Linked DNA regions of Mus musculus: region 2 is linked to region 1. A link is a contact called in ENCODE POLR2A ChIA-PET data. All regions are on one chromosome and are shown on one strand. The core of a region is the stretch at or near the end of the contact, and the rest is flanking DNA. Distances in the headings are between cores, read along the strand shown. Region 1 holds the start of Kcmf1 (potassium channel modulatory factor 1). Region 2 holds the start of Elmod3 (ELMO/CED-12 domain containing 3).

Evidence for each region. ChIA-PET counts read pairs that join two places held with the same protein, here RNA polymerase II (POLR2A).
Region 2: POLR2A ChIA-PET joins it to region 1 with 11 read pairs in embryonic stem cell. The contact joins the promoter of Elmod3 here to the promoter of Kcmf1 in region 1. POLR2A ChIA-PET finds 5 or more read pairs at or near these places in 2 of 5 experiments (Patski and embryonic stem cell).

Annotation. Positions count from the first base shown.
Region 1 is chr6:72,895,394-72,902,445 of GRCm38, reverse strand. It overlaps Kcmf1 (potassium channel modulatory factor 1), which reads left to right and starts at 2,467. Exons shown (of 7, transcript NM_019715.2): 1 at 2,467-2,832. The coding sequence starts at 2,817.
Region 2 is chr6:72,593,252-72,600,520 of GRCm38, reverse strand. Elmod3 (ELMO/CED-12 domain containing 3) reads left to right here and starts at 2,108. Exons shown (of 12, transcript NM_001253692.1): 1 at 2,108-2,199; 2 at 5,501-5,781. The coding sequence starts at 5,728. Retsat (retinol saturase (all trans retinol 13,14 reductase)) reads right to left here and starts at 1,919. Exons shown (of 11, transcript NM_026159.5): 1 at 1,725-1,919. The coding sequence starts at 1,893.

The sequences.
Region 1 (7,052 bases), core at 1,218-3,717:
GTTCGGAAGAGCAGTCAGTGCTCTTAACCGCTGAGCCATCTCTCTGGCCCTTCTCTTGGACACTTGCCCTAATCTTTTTTTTTTTTTTTTTTTTTTTTTGTCTTTTTGAGGCAGGGTCTCCCAGTGTAGCTCTGCTGACTGTCCTGGAACACTCCATGGAGACCAGGCTGGGAGCTATGCCTGCCTCTGCATCCCATGTGCTGGAACTAAAGGATGTGTGCCACTACGCCTGGCTCATTTCCCCCTAATCTTAAAACCTTAAAGAAGTACAGAAAAACACAAAAAGGTGCAGCTATTGTCTGCTGATCTACTGATGGTATTTAAATCTCATTAGGATTTATCTGACTGTTGTTTTAAGGACTAGAACTGGGCCATCTATGGAACACAGTAAGTTTGGTAAAGATACCTGTGACTTTCAACTGGACATGGGGGAAACCAAGGAGGCATGGGAAGGAGATCTAGGGCAGGAAGAGCTGGAGATTCACGGCTAAGCTGGGATACTAACAATGAAATCACTGTCAAAAAAACATGGTAGTCCCTTGGAGGTCAGACCAAGCTATGTTTCCTCCCATGAACAAGACTAGCTAACCCTACCGGGCAGTGGTAACACAGGCCTTTAAACCCAGCACTTGGGAGGCAGAGGCAGGTGAAAAAAAAAAAAAAACTAGCTAACCCTTCAATACAGTAAGACTTGTTTTTAATGTTTCTTCCCCTAGCATCATGCCTGTACACAACCCTGAGTGACTTTTCCGTAGACTTGGGACTTGGGGCACACTTCACCTCACAGCTCCAGCCCCTTCTTCCTCCTCAATAGTCTCCTTTCTATTTTCACCCAGTTTTTTCCATACTTACTGGTATTCCTTTCTGGAAGTGTTGCTTTTGTTGGCTACTCTAAATGCTCCAGCATTTTTACAGAACTGCTTACAAACTTTGATACAAATTTATAAAAAACCATTATTCACCACCTGTGTATGCGTTAAGAGCTGCTAGCCTGACTTTCACAGCTCAAGTTCAGGGAACTGGCTTACACCCAGGATCACTTGCCAATAATAAAATGTGTAGGGTTGTCAGAAAGGACCCACTAACCAGGATGTCGATCAGGCTAACTACAAACCCTGCTCTCCCTTTGTAAGCCCTACTAGGCATAGTCTTCCTCAGGCCGGTCTGTAGTGTGCGGAATTCCACACCCGAAACAGAAATATTTGTTATCTAGTCCTCATTTAAACCCAAATTAGGTGGGGGTGTGGTGGAAGATGCCTTTCGTTCCAGCCCCTGGGAGATGGGAAGGTCAGAATCAGCTACTTGAGCAATTCAAGGACTGCCTCGGGCTATCTGAGGTCATGCCTCAAAACCACCCCCAATTTAATTACAGCTAGTTTCTTGGGTAGACAGGGATGACCTACTATGTAGTCTCTCGGATTAAGCCTTTTAGTATTTTCAAAACCAGACATATCTTAAATCATATTCAATAAAATATTGTAACAAATAGGGTCCTTCCTTTGCTACTCTACACGTCGAATCTTGGTACTGTATCTCTCCTGCATCTATTGATATGCTTGCCCTTTTTGAAAGTCACAGAAGCTAAGGCAACCAACGCTTTGTCCAGGTCCCACAGTCGGTGGAGGGTGGGCAAATTAGGAAAATCGCCAAAGCAAGCAGTACCTTGGACCCTAGTTTCAGTAAACTTAGCTGGGAACTTTGTCCAATCTCGAGACTACCAAGGCAAAATTAACCACCCAAAGCGAACCAATTTAGAGCGAAGGCTCAGCAAGGTTAAGTCACTTGTTCAAGGTTACACCGAGCATATCAGAACCAGAATCCCAGGGCTGAACACGTCTTAACTCCAGGGCGCGATCTGTTCTACCTGCGCCACGCCACCACTGACACGTGGTCAGGGGTAGTCTCAAGTGTTTGTCGAGTTAGCAATGCCTGAAGAGAAAGTAGCCTGTAAGGAGCCTGGGTGGAGGGAAAGACCTGCACACACAGCCGGAAGCAAAGTACCCCCGAAGCCCACCAAGTTTTTCCCGCAGCGCATTCGAGCGGGCGGCCGAGCCGGCTCGCTAGGCCTCGGCCTCCCCCTGGGTCTGGGGACCCGCGAGCCCCGGAGGCCCGACTGCCATTCCCTTCTGGGTCCCCGGCTTTCAAAGCAGCACACAAACACACACACGTCCCCGGGACGTCTGCGATGGCCCGGCCGCCGCGCGCCCAGGCGCTGGGGAGCCACGTCGGGGGCGTTTCGCGTCCTCGTCCTCCCCACGCGCAGCGTGGCGGGCCGCGGCTGGGCTCGGGTGCCTGCGGGACCGCGGCAGGACCGCCGCCAAGCACGGTCGCCCGCCGGCCGCGGGGCCTCAGGGCGGCGAGAGGCGGGGCGGGCGTGCGGGCGGAAGGAGGCGGAAGAGGAGGAAGAGGAGGAGGAGGAGGCGGCGGCCGGAGCCGGGAGACGGACGGGCGGGGGGCGGGCCGGGGGAGGGGACGAGCGGGATTTGCGGACGCCGCGCCGCTGCCGGGAGCCGGCGGGGGCCCGAGAGTGACCGAGTCACGGCGGGCGCCGGCGGAGCCGCGGCCGCGTCGGACCCGCCTCCTGGAGGAGCTCAGCCCCGGCCAGGCCCGGCCCCATTCCCGCCCCGCGCCGCCTCCCCGCCGCCGCCGCCGCCGCCGCCGCGGGAGCGCTCCCCTGCCCACCCCGCCCCCGCGGCCGAGCCCGGGAGTCGAGTGGGAGTCGGCCGGCCGGGCGCGGGCAGCGCCGGGAGCCCGCGGTGGGGGCACACTGCAGCCGGGAGCCCGGGAGGGGCCGCGCCGCCAGCGTCTGAACTAGGATGTCCCGACATGAAGGTGAGAGCCGAGCCCCCGCCCCCACCGCTTGGGCCTCGGCCTACCCCGCCCGAAGTCCGGGCGCCGCCGAGGGCAGCGGGGCACCGGCGGGGACGCGGGCCGGGCCCGAGTCGCGGGGCTGGGGAACCCGAGGCCACCGCGGCCCGAAGAGCGAGCGGGAGCGGCGGCCGCAACCGTGGCTTGCGGCCGCGGCCCTGAGCTGGGCCTGGAGCCGGAGGCGGGGCGGCCGGGCGGCCGGAGGCTTTGCACTGTCATGGGGCGGGAGAGGGGGAGGGGAAGCGGCGGGGCCCGTTACCGGCGGGAGCCTGGCCCTCGGGACACATACCGGACGCCGAGGCCCGGCCGGCCCGCCCGGGGGAACCGCGGGGCCCCGGCGCGGCCTAGCTGCGGCGGCTCCCGGAAGAGCCGGGCGCCGTGGCCGAGCCGGGTCTCGGGCGTGCGGCCGCGACAAGGGGGAGCGGGGTCCGGGCCCCGCGGGCGCGTCCGGTCTCTGGGAGACCGCGGGCGAGCGACGGCCCCGCCTGAGGGCCGCGGCCGTGCGGGCGGGAAGACGCCGCGGCTCGGGCTCGGGCAGCCCTCTGTGACTGGAGCTCGCCCGGCCTCGCGGTAGGCCTCTGCGCGTCCCTGGGCTCGGGTAAGCCAAGTTCCCGGGGCGGATCCAGCCCGGCCGCGGTGAGCAAACTCCCTGCTCCGTCACCTCGCCGGAGCGGAACTTGCTCCCGGCCGGTCCCGGGCCCTCACCCGCGTGCGCTGCCCACCGAAGCAGGCTTCCAGTCGGGGGGCGTTTGGACTTCCGCGGTGCCCTGTGGAAACACGCTGGGGTTCTGTGGTTAAGAATCAGACCACTCGCGTCCCAGCCCCACGGCACAAAGGCACAAGTGTTTTCAGGCCGATGGATGGGCGATGAACTGGCGAAAAAATAAGTTAACTTGAATTTACTACCATATGGTTTAGGAAGGGGGGAGGGGGCTATGTTCTCTTTGTTTCACTACAGCAGGTTTTACCTTTAAAAGTAGTCACCGACTTAGTGAAAAGTTTATTTCGGTACGGTTAATGGAAGATTGTATAAGTGACCTGAAAATAATTGAGTCCCTAAGATTTTCCAAATCCTGTATAGGTGTTTTGGAAGTGAAGAAAGTTTGAGGAGGCAGTTTATCGCCGAGGGAAGGGCATTCTTAGGGAAGTACAGACCTTGGCTTTTCTAAGGTGACAAACTCAGATCAATTAACATACATTTAGTGAAAGTTTCGGAATTTGCATTTCTAAAGGCAAGATTGTGATTGACTCTGATCATTTTATGTTTGGAGAGTTTTTATTTAAAAAAAAAAACCTAATGATAGGGAAGAGCATGGGGCATTTTTGATTACTAACTGTTAATGTGTTGGTCACTTTGAAATAAATAGCAGGGTACTTAATTTAGCCTCAGTCAGATGAAAAGAAATATTTGGGAACTCACCTGCTAAACCGTTTTATAAGCTTAATGGGAGTGTGTTCCTTATCACCGCACTTGAAAAAAGTCTTCATTAAGGTTGTAGTCAAATTCCATTTGGAGATGGTGAGGTTAATTTTAGATGGCATCAGTTGGTGTATTGACCACCTTCAAGACAAAGTGAAAGTGAGCATGAAGTTCAGGCTCCAACTCAGGAACCAGATTAAAATAACAGAATAGCAATCGCCTTAAAGAAGCAGACGGAATAGTCTTAATGAGCAGTAGCCTGGAAAAAGTACCCTCAGATGGTGTGTTTGAGTAATTAAAATGGCTTAGGTAGGTATAGCATCCTTCAATAAAATATTGTGTGATCTAAGCTCATCATCATTCCCTCTTTAGTCTTGGAAAGGGTACCTTTTAATTACTTGACATCTTGAAACTTTCCAACACCTTTCTTGGCAATTTAATGCCAGATGTTTCCTAAATGGATGTGTTGAAGGTATTGAGCAATGTTTGACAGGTGATTTTATATTTACATAATACATTAATTAAATTTACTATTTTCTTTCTTTATTTTGACACTGTCTCACTAAGTAGCCCTGGCTGGCCTGGAACTCAAGAGTCCTGCCTGCCTGTGCCTCCCCAAACTGTGACAACAGGGGTGTGCTCTCAGACCTTGAACAGGGTTAGAAAGTTTAAGAGTCTAGGTTTTGGCCTAAGTCAAAAGTTTCAGTAATCACATCTGTTCATGAGATTTGTCAATATTTTGCAGTATATTATTTCAGGCAGTAATTATTTTCATCAGGAGGGATTTGACAATCCCAGATTTTCTGCTTACCTTTCTCTTTGGGCCAGCTAATCCTGTTTACTTCATCTTTGCTTTTGACACAGGATCATGGTGCCCATTCCTGGCTGGTCTGATCTCACTGCACAGGAGAGACTGGCTTCACACTTTCAGCCCTCCCCCAACCCCCCACCCCCCCCCCCCCCCATGTATCCAGTCTTCCTGTATCTGCTTCCCTCCTGAGCCTCTCCTAGCACAACACTTTTTAGTGGTCTGGTTTTTTAGCTCTTTTAATCATCTATCCTCCACATTCTCTGCAGTTGTTTTCCTCGGGAGTCTGACCCAGAACTGGATGTTGGAGTCTAATTCTGGGCAGAGCTGTACAGCCTGTAATGTTCTTGCCTAGGTCTTGCTTTCCAGCCTCATGTGTACAAGTAACTTGTTACTTTGTCTTCTCCCAACTCTAACCAATTGCTCTGTAGTATACAGATGATGTGACTTTGGACCACACAGCCCCAAGATGAACACCTGTCAAGATCAAGCACTGGACTACTCTGAGAAACACCAGTGCAGCCAAGGGCACAGAGAAGGCTCTAGGCCAGGCTTAGCGTACTTTCTCTAAAGTAGAGGGCCAAGCAGAAAACATAGGCTTAGCCAACTATATCTGTCACTACCACAGTTGTCATAGGAAAGCCAGCTAATCAAGTGGTTATGGCTGTGTTCCACTTAAAACTTTTTTTATGGACCCTGATATTTGAATTTCATAAAATTTTCATGTGTCATGAAATATGGTTCCTTGAAATCTTGCCACCACCACCATTTAAAAATGTAAAAGCCATTTTTAGCTGGTGAGGCCCATCAAGAACTGGTGGAGGCCAAAATTGATCCAAGCTCTGTAGTTGTCTGACCTATTGGAGCTGTAGAGCTGGGGGTCCTGCAGCTGGTGGGAGACCAGAAAGGGCCCAGACCCTTGGTGTATCTGTTTCTGCTGGGTCCTGAGCAAGTACAGGGACTGACTGACCAACTCCTGCCCCTTAGGAGCAGAAGGGTTGGTGAATAACACCCACCTTTTCAGGTAGGTGTTAGTGGAGTGGCGGGTCTCCACAACAGTGAAATTCCTGTTGCTATATGACTTGACTGGGGAGAATTCCAAGGCCTCTTTTTCACCTCATTTTGAAATGTTCTTGCCATGTTAGCAAACATTTCTTAGGTACTAGCACCAAGTCACTCTGTGTGGTCAACAGTTGATACTGTCAACAGTATCTAGTTTTCTGTCTTACACCAAACCCAGTCATTTTCTGTTTTCTAGGTTTTTTTTTTAAACTGTCTCTGGCTAGGACTATAGCTCAGTTGTGGAACACATGTGTTGTTCTGCTTGTTATTTTTGAGACAGGGTCATAGGTTTCTGGCTGGTCTTGAAGTTTTTGTGACCAAGAGTGACCTTGAGGTTTTCTTCCTTCAACTTCCCAGCTAACAGGCACGTAGCACCATGTCTGGTTTATGTAGTGTTGGACTTGAACCCAGAGCTTCATACATGCTGGGTAAGCACTTTACAGCCAAGCTGCATCCCTGGCCTTGCAGTACGTGGTTAACCTGCAGCGTAAGCTTTGAGTTTATTTTTCAGCACCAAAGGAAAATAAAAGGAAGCATGTGTGGTGTCACCTAATATTAGTTGTAGCCACTCTTAGAGTAAGACAGGAGGATCCTTTGAACCTAGGAATTCACTGCCATCCTAGTTGTACTTCTCTGTCAAAAGACAGCACTTAAGTTCAAGAAACAGCACTTCAAGTTCATGTCTATGCTGCTAGCACCCTTGTCAGGAGGTTGAAGCAAAATCTTGTACCACAAAAAAAAAAAAAAAATCTTAACATGTTTTGGTAAACAACATATTTAAAATGTATGCGATTCAGAGTTTGAAAATCAGGAAATAACTTTGTAAATAAAAACCTGTCAGATTATGTAGTTCATGAGCTCAGTTATGGGTGTTCTAGTTGGTTACCTGGGTTA
Region 2 (7,269 bases), core at 859-3,358, 300 kb after region 1:
GTTCTGTGAATGCAAGCGAGGAAAGAAAAGGCAATAAGGCTCAGGGTGGGGGCTGGGGACGCTGGTGGTTCAGGGAACTGGGTTTCTTTGGAAGAAGCAAGGTCTCTGAGTGCCAACGGAGGTGGAGCAGGCAGAGCTGCTCAGAGGCTGCTACTCTGAGAGGTCACAGCACCAGCCTCAGAAAAGGAGGAAGGTTGGTGTGCCGGGAACCTCACAGAACCAAACTGGAATGCACGGTCAACACAAGACCTGGGATTTGTTGTTTTCTCCCAGTCTTTTACTTCCTTTCCTCCTTTATTTACTTACTTTCTTTGATTTTATTGATTCGTGTTTTTTAAGACACACGGTTTCACTACACATGTAGCCCTAACTGGGCTGGAACTCCCTATGTAGAGATCCACCTGTCTTTTCCTCCCCAGCGCTGGGATCACAGGAATGTGCCACTATGTCCAGTAAATCTGCTCATTAAACATCATTGCCCAAGGCCAAGTGTTCACAGCTTTAGTCTCAGCACTCAGGAGGCTGAGGTGGGAGGATCTCAGTGAGTTCAAGGCCAGCCTGGTCTATATAGCAATAGCAAGTTCCAGGACATCTAGAACTATAGAGAGAAACACTGTCTCAAACAACTAAAAACTAAAAAAAATAAAATAAAAAAAAAATCTCCATCCAAGCCATGGTGGCTCACATCTGTAATCCCACCATTTGTAATCTCTTGCTGATGGTGGTTGGAGAATCACTGTGAATTTGAGACACACTTGTCCTGTATAGCAAGTTATAAGCTAGCCTGGGCTACAAGTATGAGACCTGCCTCTCCCCCAATCCACAAACAATAACAATAATAAAATAACTGGGTGTGGTGCCTCTTAGGAAGTAGAGGCACAAGGATCAGGAGTTCAAAGTCAGTCCCCAAAAAATAGTGCAGTTAAGGCTAGCCTAGGCTTGGCTAAAATTTACAAGTCAGAGGCTCCTGGAGGTCAAAGAGGTGATCCTTGTTTGTTTTTTGAAAGTTTTGCATTTGGGGGTTTTGGTTGTTTTGGGGTTTGATGTGTGCATTTAGACAGGGTCTCATTGTGTAGTCCAAACTGGAATTAAATTGTTGCACCACTATGCCCAGCTCCAACACTTCCGTAAAACGTTGAAAGGCAGACATGCTGGTGCATGCTTGTAATCTATCTCATCATGCTGGGGACAGAAGAAGAGGGCTGCTCCGGGTTTGAGCCTGGGCTGCGAAGAGAGTTCAAAGCCAACTCCAGTACAAAAGTGAGACCAGTCTCAAAAACACAAACCTTGGGAGCACTCTACACGTGCTTTAGAGATGGTTCACTGGAGAGTGGAGTTCTTATCCCTAGCCAGTACTGAAATTCCGAAGTTATTATCAAGCTTCAGTTCTATGAACTGGACTACATTTTGCCTGCAACCCGCTTGTTAGGAAAACTTTCAGTGCTGCTTCCCTGTGCCCCCGAGCATGCACAGAAGTATAGGGAAAAGTTGGCTCCAGACCCAAGTAGGGGAAAGGTCTCTTATTCTGTGTAAGCCGTGAGCTGAAAAGATTCCAACTGGCGGGGCTGGAATTTGGCGTGCCAAGGGTAATGCCTGCACCCTTTCAGAAGCAAAGAACACTAAATTATGGAACCTCTGTGTGCAAGAGAAGTTTTCCCAGCACTTTACTAATGGGGAGACATGAGCAGAAGGCCCGAGAGCAGGCCTGAAACCCATCAGTTGACCTTGTTTGAGAACTTTCTTCCTAGCCTCCTTGTCGGTCACCAGGGGTTCAGGCGGTCGCTTGACATCCTCGGCGAAGGGGTTCGGGGAACTTGCAGCGTAAAGGCCCACGTAGACCCTGTGGAGGATCACCAGCAGCAGCACGGCCAGCAGCAGAGCAGTGATCCACATGTTGCTGCCAGGGCTCGGAAGACCGCGTCCTTTCCCCGCTGAGCTCGGCTTTTATAGCTGAGGCCCCGCCCCTCTAGTTCGTCCTTGGAGTAATACCAGACTTGGAGGAGCCGAAGCATTTTGACTCACGCCTGCTCAAAACTGATGAAGATTGTCCATTATGGACCTCCGTATGATCTTTGCAGAGCAGGAGTTCAATTGCCTAATGGGAAATGTAGTTCTAGCGCGAGACAGGCGACACTGCACGGCTGCGCGAAAAGGGGGATGTGGGATCCCCCCCTTACCGGAACGCTGGGGACGCGTCCGGTGAGCAAGGGGTCTGGTGAGGGAGGTGAGGGTGAGGAGGACGATGTCTGGTGGAAATGGTCACCGCGGGACCACAACAAGGATGAAAGTTGCAGGTCTGAGAGAGATCCTGTCTGGGAGGCAGAGAAGACCTGGGTTCTGGTGCCTTTTCCGTGTTGGATTCGCTGGAACCTCGGAGGCAGTTCATTGCTTTCCTCCCCTCTCCTCTTCCAAGCAGTGACAAAGTTTCTGTGCCCACACAGCCTCTGTCTGGGTATCTGAGTTGAGACCTTGTTGAGACCTGCACAGGAGCTCTCCTAAACCTGTGTCAGCCCAGGACTGGCAGCCTCACACCGACGTTATCCCTAGGTGGATTCCCCTAATCGTAACTACTCTATCAGGCTCTCAAAGTGCAAGCCACCTAGGACAAGCCTCAAGAAAGACTAAGTCAAGGATCATCCTGTGTGTTTATTTGCATTTAAGGACGCACCAGCTTCTAAATCAGCTTTTCAGAGAGTTTAAGCTCCAGCAGACAGTCTAGATATCCTACCATCTTAATGTTGCCCTTTGAGGAAAGTAGGTCTGAAATACGTACTTGACTTAAGAGGGATTTGTTTGTATAGGAGGCCCATTTCCTCAGGTACCCACTATCAGGAGGAATGACTTCGTAACTTTGAGTGTTTTGTCCTTGTTTTAGGCCCCAGCGGTGCTCCAGTCCGGTATGTAAAGCAGGTCATGCTTCTATGCTACTTGGTTCGTTTTCCCCACAGTAACAGGAGAGCCTTCCCGAGACTTTGTCAGTCCTACCTGTGACCCTGCCAGGTTATCTGATGTGTGTGTATCTTATGCTGTCATTTAGGCCGAGATGGAAGGAAAGGAAAAGAGAGGTAGATGCTGAGGTTCTGGGGAGGGGGGGGGGGAGCTAGTTCCTGGGGTGTTTCAGGGAGGACGTTACCACCATCCTCTCTAGATCACAGGCAGCCAGGCGTCGAGCCCAAAAGCTGTTTGTTACTGGCAGTCAGTCCTTGGGGAATGTAAATCATAGTCCCCTAGTGGAGGACTGGCTCCGTGGAGGGCCTCCCCACTGACTTAGTCCTCTGAGTCTGTGAAGTATGACTGTCAGTTGTGTGAGAACCATCCACTCTCATTTTCCCCCTCGATATCAGGGGTTGAGCCTCCTTTGCTGCCACTAGGTTACAGTCCCAGCCTTTCCACACTGACTCTCTGGTGTGTGGGTGTGAGCATGCATGCCCATATAGGAACAGAAAGATCAGGGGGACTGTAAATTGCCTGTTCTGTCACTCTGTGCCTTCTACCTTTGAAGTTGGTAGAATTGCTTCTCTGACTGAATGTGGAACTAGGCCCAGCAACCAGCAATCCTTTTAATTCCATCGACCAGAGTGCTAGGGAGCCAAACTCAGGTTTTTACCCTGAAGCAAGCCCTCCTGCCCACTGAGTCATCTTCCCAGCCCCTTGTGTGTGTGTGTGTTTTTTTTTTTTTTTTTTTTTGGTTTTTATCTGGGTGAGCAGAGCGGTGTGTGCCATGGTGCGTGTGTGGAGGTCAGAAGACAATTGCTTCTTTATTTCTACCAGTCTTCTAGGTCCCTCTAGGGACTGAACTTAGGTCATCAAGTTTGCTGGCAAGCACCTCGACCCACTGAGCCATTTCACCTGCCCTTGCTTTGTTTTCTGTTGAGACAGAGTCTTGCTAGGTAGTCTTAACTGACCTGGAACTCTATGTAGATCAGGCTGCCCTCAAATACACAGTGATTCTCCTGCCTCTGCTTCCAGATTTCTAGGAATCTGGGCATACATTCATGCGGGCATACACCACCATGTTGAGGATGATCTCTGGTTTTTATTTTTTTTTTTTCAGTTGTGGGGACTGAACCCAGATGTCACTTGTGGTAAGCAATAGCTTTACCTCTGATCTGTATCCCAGGCCTTGTGTTTTGTTTTGACTCTCTCACATCAATCCGTCCCCCTAAGACCTAGAGGTGCTCGCTCATGAGAAGGCTGTCTCCTCGTGACACAGACTTTTGATGTGATGGGGTCTTTGTCCAGCCCTCTTCCTGAGGCAGGCACCATAAGATGAAAGAACAGGACTTTTGTCTCCACCCTTGAGAAGTAGAAGCAAGCCTCAGCTACATAGCAAGGATGAGGCCAGGCTGAAGAACGTCCATAAGAACTTCTCTGTATATCTGAGTCCTTATAGAGAGGGAGAGAGAGAGGGGGAGAGAGAGAAGGGCTGGAGAGATGCTCACTTAAGAACATCTTGCAGAGGACCAGAATTTGGCTCTCTGCACCTACATGGCAGCTCTCAACCATGTGTAACTCCAGCTCCAGGGAATCCAATGTGTTATGGACATCTGCACATACATGGCAGACACACCCACACACACCCACACACACCCACACACACACAGAGGAGTACACAAATGAAAATAATACACTTTTTAAAAAATTGGGTGTGGTAGCACATACTTGTAAGCCCAACATTAGGAAGGAGAATGGGCAGCTCTCTAAAGCTCACTGGCTGGCCATCCTAACCTGCTCATCTGGTTCCAGGCAAATAAAAGAGATCTTGTCTCAAAAAATTAAGGCGAACAGAGCCTGAGGAACAACAGCTAAAGTTGTCCTCTTCACCCGCTCACATGCACATGTGTACACCTGTACACACATGAACCCTGTACACATATGCATGTGTGTACACACACGAGAGCTGATCTGGAGATGTAGCTCAGTGGTAGACTATTCACCTGGCATGCATGAAGACCTGGATTTGATCCCCAGCACCAGCACTGCACCATAATTGCACACACACACACACACACACACACACACACGCACACACACACACAGTTTCTCACACACAGAGAGTTGATCAGTTTGGCTTGGCAAGGTTACGACATCATATTGCATTTTGAGTTTTTCTATCACTCCAGGAAACAGGTCTAGTACTGTAAGGCCCACAGCTCTACCTGTGTCTAGGATTTGAACAAAGCCAATGCAACCGCCAGTCAGTCTTACCCCGCAATAAGCCAGCAAGGTCTCAGTGATGTTGTGGCCAGAAACAGACCCCACTTCTTAAAACAGTGAACTGTTTTCCAGACACTTACAATCCACCCCACTCCAATCCTCTATATGATCCCTCCAGTCCCATGCTGTGTGCTGTTTACTAACAGTAGACATCTGGCTAAGTATCTTGTTTATTTAGAATTAATTCACACTTGCTTAAAGATTTTGAGTCTTTTCCCTCTTGAACAGAGAGGCATGACTGAATGATGAAGCCAGTCCCTCTACTCCACTTCTGTTTTTCCAGACTGAGGCTCCACGGTTCCCAGGGGCTCCTTTCAGGACTCATAGAAACCTCCTGCACCTTGGTGATGGCACAGAGGGACTGTTATTTTTCCTTGGAACCTGAATGACTGCTGAGAAGGAAGGCGAAAATAAAGTGCTTGTCTCTCCTGGTGACTTCGGGCCGCAGCGCAGGCTGTCGTATTGAGCCCCTTTTAGAACCCGAGGACAAGACCCACCTGAACATGAGTCATGAGTGAAACATCTTGCTCTTTTTTTATTGAGAAAGAATTTCAAGATGGGCAGGTGAGTGCTCCTACTCTGGAAGGAAGGTGCTGGCTTGGGATGTATGAGACAGAGACTGTGGGGTCTTACAAATAGTGTGGGGAAACGATCATATATCTTTGTTGTAGGAGATGCCGGGCTGAAGGTGTAGTTCAGCAGTCAACCGTTGGCTGTGGGTTCCATCTCCAGGATGAGACAGACAGACAGAGAACAGAGGCAGGAGGGTCTAGGCCATCATGGTGGGACACCTGTGATGCTAACACTTGGGAGGTAGAGGCAAAAAAAGGATAAGGAATGCAAGCTTGTCCCCAGCGACACGATGAGTTCTAAGTCAGCGTGAGCTACAGAGACCCTGCTCAAAACAGAAGCTTCTGTCTGCAGACTCTGCAGATGGTACCTTGTTTTCTGAATAGCTCCCAGAGCCTTGATTCCTTTTGCTGAGGTTGGGGAAGGAGGTAGCATCCGAAATTCCCTAAGAAATCAGTTTGGCATGGACTCACCAACAGACTCCCTGTCCTCTTCCCTGTCCATCACTGGCAGACTGTCTTAGTTGCCGTGATAAATATCATGACCAAGAGCAGCCTGGGGAGGGAGGAGGGGTTGATTCCACCTCACAGCTTACATCCTGTCGCTGGGGGAACTTAGGAAAGGAGTCTGGAGGCAGGAGCTAAAGCAGCCGTGGAGGAGCACTGCTCCCTGACTTGCTTGCTCCTCTGGCTCACATCCAGCCTCTTTCTTCTATCTCCCTGGACCACCTGACTGGGCACTGCCCACAGTGGCTGGACCTTCCCTCAACACTTGTTAGTCAAGAAAAATTCAGGCAGGCAGGGTGGTACCCGTACCTAATCTCAGCACTCAGAAGCCAGAGACAGGCAGAGATCTCTGTGAGTTCAAGAACACCTCGGTCTATGTAGTGAGTTCTAGGCCAGCGAGGGATACATACTGAGATCCTGTCTCAAAACAATGAAAACAGCAGCCTTGTCTAAAGATCAGTATGACAGAGGCGTCCTCTCAGTGGAGGGTCCCTCTTCAAAGAGGGCTCTATTTTATGTCATGTTGGCTAACAGCTAAGCAGCACACTGGCCACCACCCTGAGGCCTCCTGCTCAGCACAGTCACAGTGGAAGTCCACGTGAGCCTGGAAGCTAGCCCTACATTCTGGGCCATCCCCTCCATCTTGCTGCCCAGAAATGGGGATTCCGAGGCCAGAATACAGACAAAGCACTTGCTGGGCTCTCCAGGGAGATCTCATGCTCAGAAAAGGACACACTGTTCTCTCTTCTAAAGGGAAGTCTCTGGAAGGGGACTGAAATGTAGACGAGAAAGATGAAGTGTTCCTTATATATAACACCAGGAATTACCAAATATTACTGAGATAGAATTTTAATAAAAAAAATTGTAGCTATACTCTATCTTGTACTATGCTGTTGCCTATGGAGACCATCAAAGGCATGCCCCATGTTGCCTTTTGCTGGGAAACTTGGGTTACTTTCGAGGACTTTAGAAGACT